Regions from separate parts of the Homo sapiens genome. Here region 1 is linked to region 2. Evidence: read pairs that join two places in POLR2A ChIA-PET (ENCODE). Cell type or tissue: Caco-2. All regions are shown on one strand.

Region 1 (8,000 bases), 320 kb after region 2:
GGTCTTGACCTCCTGGGCTCAAGTGATCCTCCCATCTCAGCTTCCTGAGTAGCTGGGACTACAGTGTGCACCACCACATCTGACTAATTAAAAGAAATTTTTTTTTTTTTTTTTTTTTTTTTTAGAGATAGGGTCTCACTATGTTGCCCAGGTTGGTCTTGAACTCCTGGACTCTGGTGATCCTCCCACTCAGCCTTTCAAAGTGCTGAGATTACAGGCATGAGCCACCACACCCAGCCTGAGGTGGCGTTTTTGTTTGTTTGTTTTTGAGACAGAGTCTCACTCTGTTGCCCAGGCTCAAGTGCAGTGGCACGATCTTGGCACACCGCAACCTCCGCCTCTCGGGCTCAAGTGATTCTCCTGCCTCAGCCTCCTGAGTAGCTGGGATTACAGGCACCCGCCACCATGCCCCGCTAATTTTTGTGTTTTTAGTAGAGACAGGGTTTCGCCATGTTGGCCAGGCTGGTCTTGAACTGCTGACCTCAGGTGATCTGCCCACCTCGGCTTCCCAAAGTGCTAAGATTACATGCATGAGCCACCGTGCCTGGCTCCAGCCTGAGCTTTTAAAAATACTATAGAAAACAGTTTCTATAATTCATCCCTGCCACCCCAACCCCAACTGCAAGATAGCTACATTTTATAAAATTATTCTTTTTAATCACTACACCAAAAACTGCTTTGGTGAGGCAGAGATGCCTAATATGCATCTCCTAAGCAGTGTAACTTTATTTTCAGTGACTCCTTCACCAGCCAAGCATAGAGCCAAGATGGATGATATTGTGGTTGTAGCTCAGGGCTCCCAGGCCTCACGGAACGTCAGCAACGATCCCGATGTCATCAAGTTGCAAGAGATTCCAACCTTCCAGCCCCTTTTGAAAGGTAAAGGATTGCGTTTTGTTTTATCTGAACTTGCTGGAGACGTTTGTGTAGCCCTACTACTTTCCCTCTACTTATCCATGTATCTTGCTCTCTCATCTCCTTTAGGTCTTTGCTTAAATGGCATCTTCTCAGTGAAGCCTTTCTTGATTTCCTTAATTAAAACTGCAGCCCCTTTGCCTACCTGTTTTTCTCTATAGCACTTAATTATCATTGACCTATTGCAAATATCTTTATCTGTCTATATTTCTCTGCTAGAATGTGAGCTCCATGATGGCAGGTATTTTCTCTTTTGCTCACTGTTGAATTCCCAGCACGTGAAATATAATCTGGTATAAGATAGGGACTAAGTGAATGAATGAGGTTGGAAATGGCCCTTCCCTGTTATATTCCCATGGAAAGATTTTCATTCTTATTTGTGATCTGGACAGTGGGTGGACTAGTTCAGATCCATAGAGAAAAATCTCCATCACTACTGATACACTCGTAATTAATCCTGGCGGCAGTTTTATATGAGAGTGTGTGTTTGAGAAGAGAGATTACCCACCCAATTAGCATATACTGTGGTAGTTACCTTTTGAACGAAGGCCACAACTTTATTATTTTTGTATCTCTATTAAGTAGTGGAGATTATTTTATATTAACTGGTGTTTCTGCTGTAAGAGTCCTTCAGTTCTCTCCTCCCTCACCCCCACCAAAGATTAGGAAATAATGAACATAAGGCCCTGGTTTACTTAACTTGGTATAATACAGTGTAAAACATCTTACATTTACATAGCTATTTGAATTAAAATGCCCCTCCTCATACACATATCATCCCTTTAATTCTTACATCATTAAATGTGTTTCAATGATTGGGGTAAGATAAGCTTCTTATAAGCCTTTTATAAGGCAGCTGGCATACACAGAGGTTGTACTTGAACCTTCTTCATTGATGTCAAATCCTATATTACACTGTTCCACACTATTTAGAAAACAAAAACAAATGGTGCTTTATAGATGATCCATATATTGTCTTATTCTTACCAGTGCTTCATCTGTTTCATAAATAAGGAAATACAAGCTTTCAGTTTCTTTTTTATTATTATTTAAGTTTTAGTGTACATGTGCACAACATGCAGGTTTGTTACATATGTATACATATGCTATGTTGGTGTGCTGCACCCATTAACTCGTCATTCACATTAGGTATATCTCCTAATCAATTTCTTCCCTACAGGCCTGAGAGTTAGACTTTGGTAAACATTCTGGCTCTTATGTAAAACAACACATTATATCATGTTACTCATCTTTTTTTTTTTTTTTTTTTTTTTTTTAGAGTTTTGCTCTGTCACCCAGGCTGGAGTGCAATGGCTTGATCTTGGCTTACTGCAACCTCCACCTCCCAGGTTCAAGTGATTCTCCTGCCTCAGCCTCCTGAAGTAGCTGTGATTACAGATGCCTGCCACCACGCCAAGCTAAATGTTTTTATTATTATTATTTTTAGTTGAGATGGGGTTTCACCATGTTGGCCAGGCTGGTCTCGAACTCCTGACCTCAGGTGATCCACCCACCTCGGCCTCCCAAAGTGCTGGGATTACAGGCGTGAGGCACCTTGCATGGCCTACTCATCTTCTTAGTTTTCATGATTTTGAGGAATAATGTGATTCTCTAAAGAAGTTAACAATAGTAGGGCATGGTGGCTCACACCTGTAATTCCAGCACTTTGGGTGGCTGAGGCAGGAGGATCACTTGAGTCCAACAGTTCAAGACCAGCCTGGGCAACACAATGAGACTCTGTCTCAACAGATAATACAAAAAATTAGCCAGGCATGGTGGCACATACCTGTCGTCCCAGCTAGTTGGGAAGCTGTTGTAGAAGGATCGCTTGAGCCCAGGAGGTCAAGGGTGCAGTGAGCAGTAGTCATGTCAGTACACTTCAGCCTAGGTGACAGAGTGAGATCCTGCCTCAAAAGAAAAAAAAAAAAAGCCGGCCAGGCGCTGCGGCTCATGCCTATAATCCCAGCACTTTGGGAGGCCGAGGTGGGTGGATCACCTGAGGTTAGGAGATCAATACCAGCCTGGCCAACATGGTGAAACCCCATTTCTACTAAAAATACAAAAAATTAGGCCGGGCGCAGTGGCTTACGCCTGTAAAACAGCACTTTGGGAGGCCAAGGCGGGTGGATCATGAGGTCAGGAGATCGAGACCATCCTGGCTAACACGGTGAAACCCTGTCTCTACTGAAAGTACAAAAAAAATTAGCCGGGTGTGGTGGCGGGTGCCTGTAGTCCCAGCTACTTGGGAGGGTGAGGTAGGAGAATGGCATGAACCTGGGAGGCAGAGCTTGCATTGAGCCAAGATTGTGCCACTGCACTCCAGCCTGGGTGACAGAGCAAGACTCCATCTCAAAAAAAAAAAATTAGCTGGGTGTGGTGGTGTGCACCTGTAAACCCAGCTACTCAGGAGGCTGAGGCAGGAGAATTGCTAGAACCAGGAGATGGAGGTTGCAGTGAGCTGAGACTACCACTTCATTCCAGCTTGGGCAACAACAGTGAAACTCCATCTCAGAAAAAAAAAAAATATCTGCATATAACTTTCAACTTAGCCAAAACTTAACTACTAATAGCCTTCTGTTTACTAGAGGCCTTACTGATAGCATAAACAGTTGATTAACACATCTTTTGTGTTATATGTTATTATATACTATATTATTACAATAAAGTAAACTAGAGAAAAGAAAATGTATTAAGAAAATTATAAGGAAGGCCAGGCACAGTGGCTCATGCCTGTAATCCTAGTACTTTGGGAGGCCGAGGAGGATGGATCACTTCAGGTCAGGAATTCGAGATCAGCCTGGCCACCATGGTGACACCCCATCTCTACTAAAAATACAAAAATTAGTTGGGTGTGGTGGCGTGCAGCTGTAGTCCCAGCTACTTGGGAGGCTGAGGCACAAGAATCGCTTGAACCCGGGAGGCAGAGGTTGCAGTGAGCCAAGATCATGCCACTGCACTCCAGCCTGGGTGACAGAGTGAGACTTGGTCTCAAAGAAAAATATAAGGAAGAGAAAGTATATTAACTATTCATTAAGTGGAAGTAGATCATCAGAAAGATCTTCATCATTGTCTTCACGTTGAGTAGGCCGAGAAGGAGGAAAAGGAGGGGTTAGTTTTGCTGTCTTAGGGGTGGCAGAGGCAGAAGAAAATCTACGTATAAGTGGACCCACGTGGTTCAGACCCATGTTGTTGTTCAAGGGTCAGCTGTAATTCGTTTTATGATTAATCACTAGTAGGGGAAATATCTAGAAGACTTGGTGTTAAGGGAAGCTAACCTCAGATTTGAAGTCATCACTGAGGGCTGGCCATGGTGGCTCACGCCTGTAATCCTAGCACTTTGGAAGGCCAAGGCGGTTGGATCACCTGAGCACAGGAGTTTGAGACTAGCCTGGCCAACATGGCAAAACCCTGTCTCTACAAAAGATACAAAACTTAGCCGGGCATGGTGGTGGGCACCTGTAGTTCCAGCTACTCAGGAGGCTGAGGTGGGAGTATCACTTGAGCCCTAGAGGTGGAGGTTGCAGTGAGCCAAGATTGCATCACTGCACTCCAATCTGGGCAACAGAGCAAGACTCTGTCTCAAAATAAATAAATCATCACTGAGTGCCCTGAAAGTGAATAATTAATGTGATGCAGTTAATGCAATGCAACTGGACCTGGTTGCATTGATAAATGAGTTTTAACTGGGACTTTGCCACCAACTATTATGTTGTCTGGCTTTGTTTTTCCACCTTTTTGAGCCTTGGTTATTAAGAACATTGAGAATAGGTGAGGAAGGAGGAAGGCTAGTAAGGAGCAGATTATAGGAAGAGGTTATCGGGGATTTGGTTAAGGAAGGTAGAGATGAGATCATGGCTCACTCCAGCCTCCACCTCCTGGGCTCAAGCGATCCACCCATCTCAGCTTCCAGAGTAGCTGGGACTACAGTGTGCACCACCACACCCGGCTAATTAAAATACATTTTTTTTTTTTTTTGTAGAGACAGGGTTTCACTATGTTGCCCATGTTGGTCTTGAGCTCCTGGACTCCAGTGCTCCTCCCACCTTAGCCTCCCAAAGTGCTGAGACTACAGGCATGAGCCACCATGCCCGGCCCGAGTTTCAAAAAATACTATAGAAAATAGTTTGTATAATTCATCCCCCCCACCCCAACCCCCACTTGATGAGAGTGGCGTGAATCTAGAAATGACAACATGTGGCTGTGGCCAGACTATAGCAAACAAAAAGCCAGTGAGCATTGAAGGTGATGCTCATGTTTCACTTGTGAAGACGAAACATCTTGGGCCGTGATTAGGAAAGATAGGCAAAGGGGGTGGAAATGATAAGTTTAATTATGATAATAGTATCTTATCCCCCATGCTTCTACATAATAGCTATTGTTCTTTCTGTTTTTATAGATTAAAATATTGAGGCCTAGAGAGCTTAAATTAATTGCCTAAAGTCACATGGCTGTAAGTGATAGCACATTTTAAGATTGCATCAGGACATAGAATAAGACTTAGTTTCCAATTCTAGCAAAGCCCATTATAGAAATCACTAGGATATACAGGAACTAGCGTGGTGGGTATGAGGTTGTTTGGGTTTTGAGGTGCAGCATTTGTTGCAGAGCCTCCTGCTTTGACGTTGTTCTGCCTGATAATTAAAAGCCCTACCCTCTGCCTGCTGGGCTGCTGCAGGGGCCAGGCATCACTGTCGCCTTTATACTCTGACTCTTTTTTCCCCCTTTCCTGCTTTCAGGATGAGGCCATTCCTCAAAATAGTAAAAAGGCCACACAGTGAAGCCTGTACCCCCCAGGTTTGATTTCAGAAAGCTTTTATTCAACTTAATGACAGTTTATTCTTTCAAAACAATATATTGAAGTATTACACAGAGTTCACTATTGTTTCATAATGTCATATGATGTAATGCTAATGCTGGTGGGTGATCTGCAGAGGCAGTGGCTGGGCGAGTTTGGGGCTATTTGTATGACTGAGGTAATGTTTGCATTTTTAATAAGCAAGCAGATTCTTTCTTTGGCCTTAACCCTTTTGCATAAATATACCAGAGTATAATTTATGCTCCATAATCCAAATATCTGTTCCTTTTTTTATCAAAGGGATTTCTGTTTTTCATAGCAATGTCTGAATTAGTAATTTATTTTGACATGTAAAGCATTTTATAGGAAATGAAAGATTAGAAAATTAGAAAGTAGCTACAAATGGCTGTGACAGAACACAAAGGCAAAATAGTAGATTTGATGTAAGTTAGCAAGATTCCAAGAAGTTAACAAACCCTGTATAGATTTCTTACTTGAAATTCAACCACTCATATTTTTTAATGAATCCCACTCTATTGTATGTCATTCTAAAGAAATGAAATATTTGCAAGAGAAAAGTAATATGGTTGGTGTTTTATATATAAAGTTACAAAAATAATTATTCACTCTTAGTAGATGAATATGTGCATATTTACACACATGCATGCATGTGACATTCTTTCCAACCGATCTGTCATTTTTGTTACTGACCTTGGATACAACGTAAGAGATTGTATTGCTGCCTATGGAAGGGGCTGTTTTTGTTAATAACAAGGATGATCAAACATATACAGTGTAGATACTGAAGTGATACTAAGCAGCTTTGTTGGGAGTTTGGTGTTTGGTTGTTAAGAACATGATGCATGTGAAGTAGATTTTGATAATTAAAAGGAGCCTGGGGCTTTTCATAGTGGAGCGAAATCTCATGGAACAGCAGTGAAAGCTTTCAAATCACATGGAACATTGAGAACTGGAACCTGAAAGTGTAGCTAGGGAAGAATGAAGCAATGGAAAAAGGGCGATAAGGAGAGCATGATGGAGCTAGATTTCAAATGACCAGTTTCTTCACATTCTTCTGTCATCTGGACAAATAAAAGTCTTTGCATTCATCAGATGTCTGCCTCTACCAGCTGTCAGACCTTATCATTGCATTGGAAAATGGCAGCCAAAGGAGGGGACAAGAGAATGGATCTTAATCAGAGCCACAGTCTTCTCTGAATGGCTTAAAGGTAATCTCTAAACCCAGGGGTAATCCTAAGTATATTTTCTCCCAAATACCATATTGGAAAGATTGATGACTTATTCCTGATTACTTTATGGGTTTGTATTTGTAATAGCTCTTCAGTTAAGCTTTTAAACATGGCTATTCAGAGAAGTGTGAGTTGTGTGTAAAAACAAAAACAAAAATAAACATAGCTGTTTACCAGCATTGGGTTAGCCTTACTCAGAAGAGTGGGAAGTACCAGGTGAATGGTTGCTTTCAACCGATTGAGAAAGTGAAGCTGTCTCACCAGAACACCCTCATCTTTTCCCTTACTCCCATAAATCTCTGTGTGCCTGCATCCATTCTTGTTTCTTTCCATTAAGTCTCAGATGAGGTATTCATGCCTTTCTCTGAAACTTAATGCCATTCTGTTTCACTCTTTCCATTTGCTGGGACTTTGCTCCTGTCCTTTTCTCTTTTTGTCTCGCAACTAGCTTAGTGGACCTCTTTCCTCTTGTTCAGATATACAGCTCTTCCCATCTTAAAAACAGAAGACGAACACTTTCTTTCAATTCAGTTGCCCTCTTGGCTACCACGCTTTCTCTGTTCTCATTTCTGCTGCCAAACTTACTGACTCCATGGGTGCTACATGCTGTCCCTGCTTCCTTGATACCTCTGCCATTTGGGAAGTTCCCCTGGACAGGCTCTCATATACATAACTTCATCCATATTTGCTGCTTTGGAGGATTACTAGTGTTTTCTTTTCATGCTTGAAGTTTTTTTCTCAGTCCACATCCTCCTCTTCTTTTCCGTATTTAACATAGGTTTCTATCCCACTTGTTAAAACTCCCTTCCTTTAGTTTATGATACCTCCCCACCCAGTGGTATTCTGTTTTGTTTTTTTTTTTTTAATCTACTGGTTAGTCTCTATTCCTCTCTGCACAGCATTTTGCCTAGTGCTCTTTTGGAAAAACAAGATTCTAAGGCGCTTTAAGTATTCTGAAATGTAGCCATTAAGATGATTTTAAGTCTCTGTCATCAACTTCAACTTTTTTTTCTTTTCCTTCTTCTTTTTTTTGAGATGGG
Region 2 (8,000 bases):
TTCAGGGTAATGTGTCATTTCAAGACATGAAAGCTCAGTTCTGTAATATTTTCTTCTCTTATTCCTTTGATAATTTTCTTCTACCCATCATCTGTTTTCTCTTTCTGAAACTTCTACTAGTTAAATATTAAACAACTCTGGTTTCTTAACCTTTCTTGTGTATATTATGATTCAACTAGGATCAAAAAAATATCTAATTAAACAGTAGCTTAAACAAATTAGGGGTTTTTTTTGTTTTTGTTTTTGTTTTCACACAAGAAGTCAAGAAGTCATTGGACCAGTGTTATTTCAGAGGCTCAGGAATGTCAGGGCAAAAATATCTGGAACTCTCTTGGTCTCTTACCCATGGCTACAAGATAGCTGCTGCAGCTCCATCCATCCCATCCACATTCAAGGCAGAACTAAATGAGCAGCAGAAGGAAGCAGAAAGGTTTGTATTTGTATCAGAAGAATAAAGCCTTTCCAGAAATTTTCTACAGACTTAAACTTATGACTCCTTGACCAGAAATGTATCAAAAGGCAAATTTAATTACAGGAAAGTCTAAGAAAGGAAGTTTTAGTATCCCACCATGAAAGTGCAGGAAGACAAGAGAAAGGAGGGTTGTAATGAAGGAATGAGACAATCCAGTGCCCTATTTTCTTTTTTCTTTTTTTTCTTCTCTGAGACAGAGTCTTGCTCTGTCCCTCAGGCTGGAGTGCAATGGTGCCATCTCAGCTTACTTTAACCTTCGCCTCCCAGGTTCAAGCGATTCTCCTGCCTCAGCTTCCCGAGTAGCTGGGATTACAGGTGCCCACCACCACGCCAAACTAATTTTTTTGTATTTTTAGTAGAGACAGGGTTTCGCCATGTTGGTCAGGCTGGTCTTTAACTCCTGACCTCATGTGATCCACCTGCCTCGGCCTCCCAAAGTGCTGGGATTACAGGTGTAAGCCACCGCACTGGGCCAGTGTCCTATTTTTGTCCTTTTTTTTTTTTTTTTTTTTTTTTTACTTCATGCAAGAATTCCTCAATTTTATCTTCTAAACTTTCTGTTGATTTTTTTTTGTTTCTGCCCTAATTATTTTAATTTCTAAGAGTGTTTTCTTCTGATATTTTTTGTTGTGTTGTTTTAATAGCTTCCTATCTTGTTTCATAGCTGTAATACCTTCTCATCTCTCTAAAGATATTTATAACTTCTCTTTAAGTCCATTTTGTTTTTTGCCTTTTCCTCATAATATTTTCTTTTTCTTCAAAATTGATAGCTCTCCCCACACATAGACATTTTAGCCTCTGTCTTCTATTTGGGTAGCGTCCCTCAAAAGTCTGATGATCTGGGCTGTTGATTCATACATAAATATGAGACACCAAGAAGTTGTTTGGAGGAGCTGTGTGATTAAATTAGAATTGTCCCCTGGCAGCGTGCAGAGTGATCAGGTGTTGAGCCAGCTCTTTCATGGGGCAGACCCCCACAACCAGTGTCATTATGTGTGAGTATTTTCTCTGGATTTACTGAGTTTTTCCATTGATTTTCCACTCTGGTCTTCAATATAATGGAGTTGGAGACCAGGGTCCAAGCAGTAATTCCACTGCCATAGTGGGAGCAGGGAGGATGGTGGGAGTACTCTGAGCCGAAGACTCTGGTCAATTTCTCCAGAGAAGGAACTTCGTGTTCTACAGAGGTTAGAGAAAGGTCATACTCTGATGGTGTGGATTAGAGGTCTAAAAGATCCTTTGAGAAACCATCAAATAATCTCTCTGTCTTCATCTCCATGATCTTGTCCTCCTTTGCCCCTTCCACTGTACTGGTGTCCCCAATTTCAAAAGGTTTCAGGTGTTCTGTTGAACAAATCTTTTGTTTCTCATTACTCTTCCCTTCCTGAGATACGTGGGTTTCAGCCTCCGCTGCTAAGTGAGTTACCATTCCTCAAACCACTTTTCAGCTTCTCTACTCTTCTCTCCCTCCAATTCTCTCTGTCCTTATGAGTTTATGCCTTTTTAGTCCTTCATTGTAATTTTGGACAGGGAGGAGAGGGTGGAAATGAAGCTCAGATATATGTAAGTATTGAATCTGCCATGCTAAACGGGAAGTCTACACATATTTTTTTAATATTTCCAATTTCACAACACAATTCCTCCAAAAAAAACTTATGGAGCTTTTTATTATGAATGTGTCACTGACATTCAGTCATAATCTATCTTAGCAACGATATAGGCACATACCAGACTGAAAAGATTTGACAAACGGTATTCTGAGAAACCCACATTTGGTCAATAATCAAGGAAATAATTTGTTAAAAAGGAATAAGATGAAACAAATCCACATTGCGTTTGAGCTCTATAAGTCAAAGATACAGTTTTAAAAAGTAAACTCAAGTAATCCAATATTACAAGATCTAGAGGGTCAGGACAAAGTGAGTTAGGCTTGCACATCAAAGAAATAGCTAGGCAACTACCAAAAATGTTTCCAGGTGAAATCAAGTTGCAAAATTGTATAAACAATCTTGAGATAATTAAACAAAAGAAAATATATTTTCAGATGTTAAGGGCTGCAGAGGGAAAAAGAGCGACTCTATATAGAGAAAATTAATATACTGGAGCTTATCTCCTAAGAATGGCTTCTGAAGCATAAGGTGTTTTTTTTTGGTTTTTTTTTTTTTTGAGAGTCTCACTCTTTCACCCAGGCTGGAGTGCAGTGGCATGATCTTGGCTAACTGCAACCTCTGCCTCTTAGGTTCAAGTGATTCTCGTGCCTTAGCCTCCTGAGTAGCTGGAATTACAGGCACGTGCCACCCCACCCAGCTAATTTTTGTATTTTTAGTGGAGATGGGATTTCACCATGTTGGCCAGGCTGGTCTCAAACTCCTCACCTCAAGTGATCCACCCACCTCAGCCTCCCAAAGTGCTGGGATTACAGGCATGAGTCACCATGCCCAGCCTGAAGCATACATTCAATCTAACAAGTCTTCTAGGTATTTGTTCTACAGACACAGTTACCCAAGTGCTGAATTGCATACATTCAAGGATATTTATTTTGGAGTATTTTAAATCATAACACAAAATGGGAATATTCTATAAATATTTCAATAAGGTCTGCCAGACCCATATATCCAGTAGCCATGGGAATGATATCTAAGCTGTGAGTGAAAACCAAAGGATTAAAAACATGGGCATCCAAGAGAAGGTCAGGGTTCAACGCCAGCACGGTCTTTGACACAGCGGCTAGCAAAGATTCATTGGTCTGTGCACCATTTCCAGCAGCTATACTCCAGAGTTGCTGGTGCTCACCATCTCTTCACTTCTCTGCCTGGTATTTAGAAATAAGGCTGATCTCCTTACAGTGAATAATTCTCTGGTGCAGGCCACGAGAGGAGCCTGGACTTCGTCCTCCTTGTGGCAGTAAAGAGGAGCCTCTCCCCTCTCTTCTGGAATGGTATCAGAGGAGCTTAGTAGAGACTCGAGATTTTCATTATTATCCAAAGGTCACAAGGCCACCCCCACCATGATGTCATTGGAGACTACCTGGAGAGGCTCAAGGACCCGTGAATCTATAACAAAAGATCTAACATTTATGTCCTCAGACTTCCAAAAGGAGAGAAGCAAAAAGACATAACCGAAAAAGTATTCTCACAGAAATATAGTTGAAAACTTCCCAAATTTGCCAAGAGATGTAAATGTACAGTTTCAACAGGCTGAGCAAACCTCCAAACATAATAAACCCAAAGAAATCCACACCAAGAGACATCATAATCAAATTTCTGAAAACTAAATACAAAGAAAAAAATCTTGAAATCAGCCAGAGGAAAACATGGCAGAAACAATTAAAATCGAAATAGATTTCTCATCATAAACCATGTATTCCAAAAGAAAAGTGACACAAATATTTTTCAAATGCTGAAAGAAAAGAACTGTCAATCCAGAGTCCTATACCCAGTAAAAATATCCTGTGAGAATTAAGGGGAAATCACAATATTCTCAGATGAAGAAAAACTAAGATAATTTGTCATCAGGAGAACCGCCCTAGAAGAATAGCTAAAGGAAGTTGTCTAAACAGAAAAGAAATGATACAAGGAGGATGGAACACCATGAAGCAAGGAAGAGAGTACATGGTAAGCAAAAATATTGGCAAACACAATAGGCTTTATTTCTCCTCAAGAGTTTTCCAAATTGTATTTGATGGTTGAAGCAAAACTTATAACACTATCTGATGTGGTTCTCAATGTATGTAGAAGAAATATTTAAGACAATTATACTATAAACAGGGGAAGATAAAAGGGTGTTATGGGGGGAAAGAGTTCTATACTTCACTCAAAGGATAAAAAAGAACATCAGTTGACTGAAATAGGTTATGGATACACAATGGAATACTTAGAGCAATCACTAAAAGTGCTATACAAAGAAATACAAATGCTAAAAAAGAAATACATTCAAAACACTATAGATAGGCTGGGTGATGTCTCACACTTATAATCCCAGCACTTTGGGAGGCTGAGGTATGCGGATCTTTTGAGGTCAGGAGTTTGAGACCAGCCTGGCCAACACTGTGAAACCCTGTCTCTACTAAAAATACAAAAATTAGCCAGGCATGGTGGCAGACACCTGTAATCCCAGCTACTCGGGAGGCTGAGGCACGAGAATCATTTGAACCCAGGAGGCAGAGGTTGCGATGAGCAGAGATGGCACCACTGCACTCCAGCCTGAGTGACAGAGCAAGACTCCATCTCAAAATAAAACAAAACACCACAGATAAATCAAAATGGAAAAATGTTCAATTAACCCAGAAGACAGAGAAAGTGAACAGAGAAACAGAAAGCAGAACAAACAAAACAAGAAATAAAATGTCAGGCTTAAGTTATAGCATATCAATAAGTACATTAAATGCAAGTAGCCAAAATAATCAATTAAAAGACAGATTGACAGATTGGATTTACAAATATGACCCACCTGAGTGAGGCCTGGTGGCTTGCACCTGTAATACCAGCTACTTGGTAGGCTGAGGTGGGAGGATTGCTCGAGGCTAGGAGCTCAAGACCAGCCTAGGCAACATAGCAAGACCCTCATCTCTAAAGAAAAAAAAAAAATAGCTGGAAATGGCAGCTTGCACCTGTAGTCCTAGCTACTCGAGAGTCTGAGGTGGGAGGATCACTTGAGCCCAGGAGTTCGAGGCTGAGGCCACAGTAAGCCATGATCACACCACTACACTCCAGCCTGAGTGATAGAGCAAGACCCTTCTCTAAAATATATATATTCAGATTGAAAAAAAAAGGATAGAAAAAGACATAGCATGCAAGCATTCATAAAAGGAAAGCAGAGATCGAGCACTATGGCTCACACGTGTAATCCCAGCACTTTGGGAGGCTGAGGAGGGTGGATCACTTGAGGTCAGGAGTTCGATACCAGCCTGGCCAACACGGTGAAACCCCCGTCTCTACTAAAAATACAAAAATCAGCTGGGCTTGGTTGTGGGCACCTGTAATCCCAGCTACTCAGGAGACTGAGGCAAGACAATTGCTTGAATCCTGGAGGCAGAGGTTGCAGTGAGCAGAGATCGCACCATTGTACTCCAGCCTGGACAACAGAGTGAGACTCTGTCTCAAAAAAATGGAAAACAGAAATGGTTATATTAGTATCAAGCTAAAGTAGACTTCAGAGCAAAGAAAATTGCTAGAGACAGGGAGGGAGACTACATAATGATCAAAGGGTCAATCCACCAGGAAGTATTAACAATACTAACTGTCTGTATGCCAAACAACAGATCTGCAAACTATATGATGCAAAAACTGATAGAACTGATAGTAGAAATAGACAAATCCACAATTATAGTTGGAGACTCCAACACTCCTCTCTAAACAATTGATAGAACGAGTAGACCAAAAATCAGCAAGGCTGTAGAAAAACTCAACAACACCATCAACCAACAGGACCTAATTGACATTTGTAGAACAGCTGACACAATAGCAGAATATACATTCTAATACACATCAGAATACACACTAAACATACACCAAGATAGACCATATACATTCTAATATACATCAGAATGCACACTCAACACACACCAAGATAGACCATGTACGTTCTAATACACATCAGAATGCACACGTGGCCTCCCAAAGTGCTGGGATTACAAGCATGAGCCAAAGTGCCCAGCCCAATATGAAATAGATAATTTGAATAGCCCTATAACTATTAAGAAAATTTAATTCATAATTTTGAAATTCCCTCCCAGAAAAATATCCAGACCTAAATGCTTTCACTAGATAACTCTACCAAATGTTTAAAGAATTAACACCAATTCTACGTAATCTCTTCCAGAATATAGGTAAGGAGGGAATTCTTAGTTCATTTATGCTGCTATAACAAAATACCTGAGACTGCATCATTTATAAGCAATATAAATTTTTTCTCACAGTTCTGGAAGCTGGGAAGTCCAAGACCAGAGCACCAGCAGTTCTGGAGTCTGGTGAGGGCTGCTATCTCTGCTTCAACATGGCACCTTGTTGCATCCTCCTGGGAGAATAAATGCTGTATCCTTACATGGCAGAAGGATAGAAGGACAAAAAGGGCCTAGCTAGTTTCCTCCAGACCTTTCATATGGCACTAATCCATTCATGAGGGCTCTCCCTCATGACTTAATAACTTCTTAAAAGGCCTCATCTGTTAACACTACCATAATGGGGATTAAGTTTCAACATGAACTTTAGAAAGAACACAAACACTCAACCCATGGTATCTTCATAATTGGTTTTATTTCTACCAAGACCAGATGAAGGCAGAAAACTACCAAAAAAAAAAAAAAAAACAAAACAAAAAAGTCAGAAAACCACAGATCAATACTATCTTGAAAACAGACATGAAAATCCTGAAAAAAAAAATTAGTAAATAAAATTCAGCAGTATGTAAAAAGAATTATACATCTCGACCAAGTGGGGCTTATTATAGGGAGGCAGAGCTAGTCCAATATTGGAAAATCAATAAATGTAATCAACCATATTAACAAGCTACAGAAGAAAAATCACATGATCATATCAATTGATGTGGAAAAAGTATTTGACAAAATTCAACACTCATTCATGATTTAAAAAAAACTCTCAGAAAATTATCAATAGAAAAGAAATGCATCCACTTAGTAAAAAGCACCTATAAAAAACCTACAGCAACATTATACCTGATGGTGAAAGTCTGAATATTTTTCCCTTAAAATCAAGAATAAGACAAGCGTATTCACACTTACATTCTTATTCAACATAGTACTGAAAGTTTTAGCCAGTGCAGTAAGACAAAAGGATGGGGTGAGGGAGAATAAAAAGGAAGACATTATTATCTATATATAGAAAATTCCAAGGAGTATACAAGAAAAACAAACTCTTAGTACTGAGTTCAGTAAACTTGCAGGATATAAGATAAACATACAAAAATCAATTGTATTTCTATATACTAGCAATGGACATGCAGACATCAAAATTTAAAATATAATATCATTTGCAATCACTCAAAAAGAATGGAATACTTAGGTGTCAGTCTAATAAAACATATCCAGGGATTTTATGCTGAAGACTATGCTATGCCGATGAAAGAAATAAAAATATCTAAATAAAGGGAGAGACATACTGTGTTTATGACTAGAAGATTCAACATAATAAAGGTGTAAATTCTCCCAAATTGATATGAAGTCTTAATATAATTCCTATCAAAATCCCAGAAAGTTTTAAAAATAGATATAAACAAGCTTATCCTAAAATTTAAATGAAAAGGCAAAGGAACTGGACTTCAAAACAATTTTGAAAAAGAAGAAAAAAAGTGGGAGGTGACTCAGTCTATCTGATTTCAAGACATATTATATAGGTCAGTAATCGAGACTATGTGATATTGGTGGAGAGATAGACACATAGGTCAATGGAACAGAATAAAGAATCCAGAAGCAGATCCACATAAATATGCCCAACTGATTTTTGACAAGGTGCAAAAGCAACTCAACAAAGGAGAAACAGGCTTTCAACATAAGATGCTGGAGTGATTGCAC

Evidence for each region. ChIA-PET counts read pairs that join two places held together with the same protein. Peaks named below come from ENCODE experiments on the same cell type or tissue, not always from the same donor. Only the 100,000 strongest peaks of a DNase experiment are listed, where the experiment ranks them.
Region 1: POLR2A ChIA-PET joins it to region 2 with 5 read pairs; 6 of 35 experiments call an interaction of 5 or more read pairs at or near these places.

The regions. Positions count from the first base shown.
Region 1 is chr12:12,360,471-12,368,470 of GRCh38, forward strand. BORCS5 (BLOC-1 related complex subunit 5) reads left to right here. Exons shown (of 4, transcript NM_058169.6): 2 at 736-879. Among named protein-coding and RNA genes, the nearest start is that of BORCS5, 7.4 kb to the left of the region's middle. In Caco-2, no CTCF peak of the experiment used is centred here; no DNase peak of the experiment used is centred here.
Region 2 is chr12:12,036,736-12,044,735 of GRCh38, forward strand. No RefSeq gene overlaps it. Among named protein-coding and RNA genes, the nearest start is that of BCL2L14, 30 kb to the right of the region's middle. In Caco-2, no CTCF peak of the experiment used is centred here; a DNase peak (open chromatin) is centred at 3,392.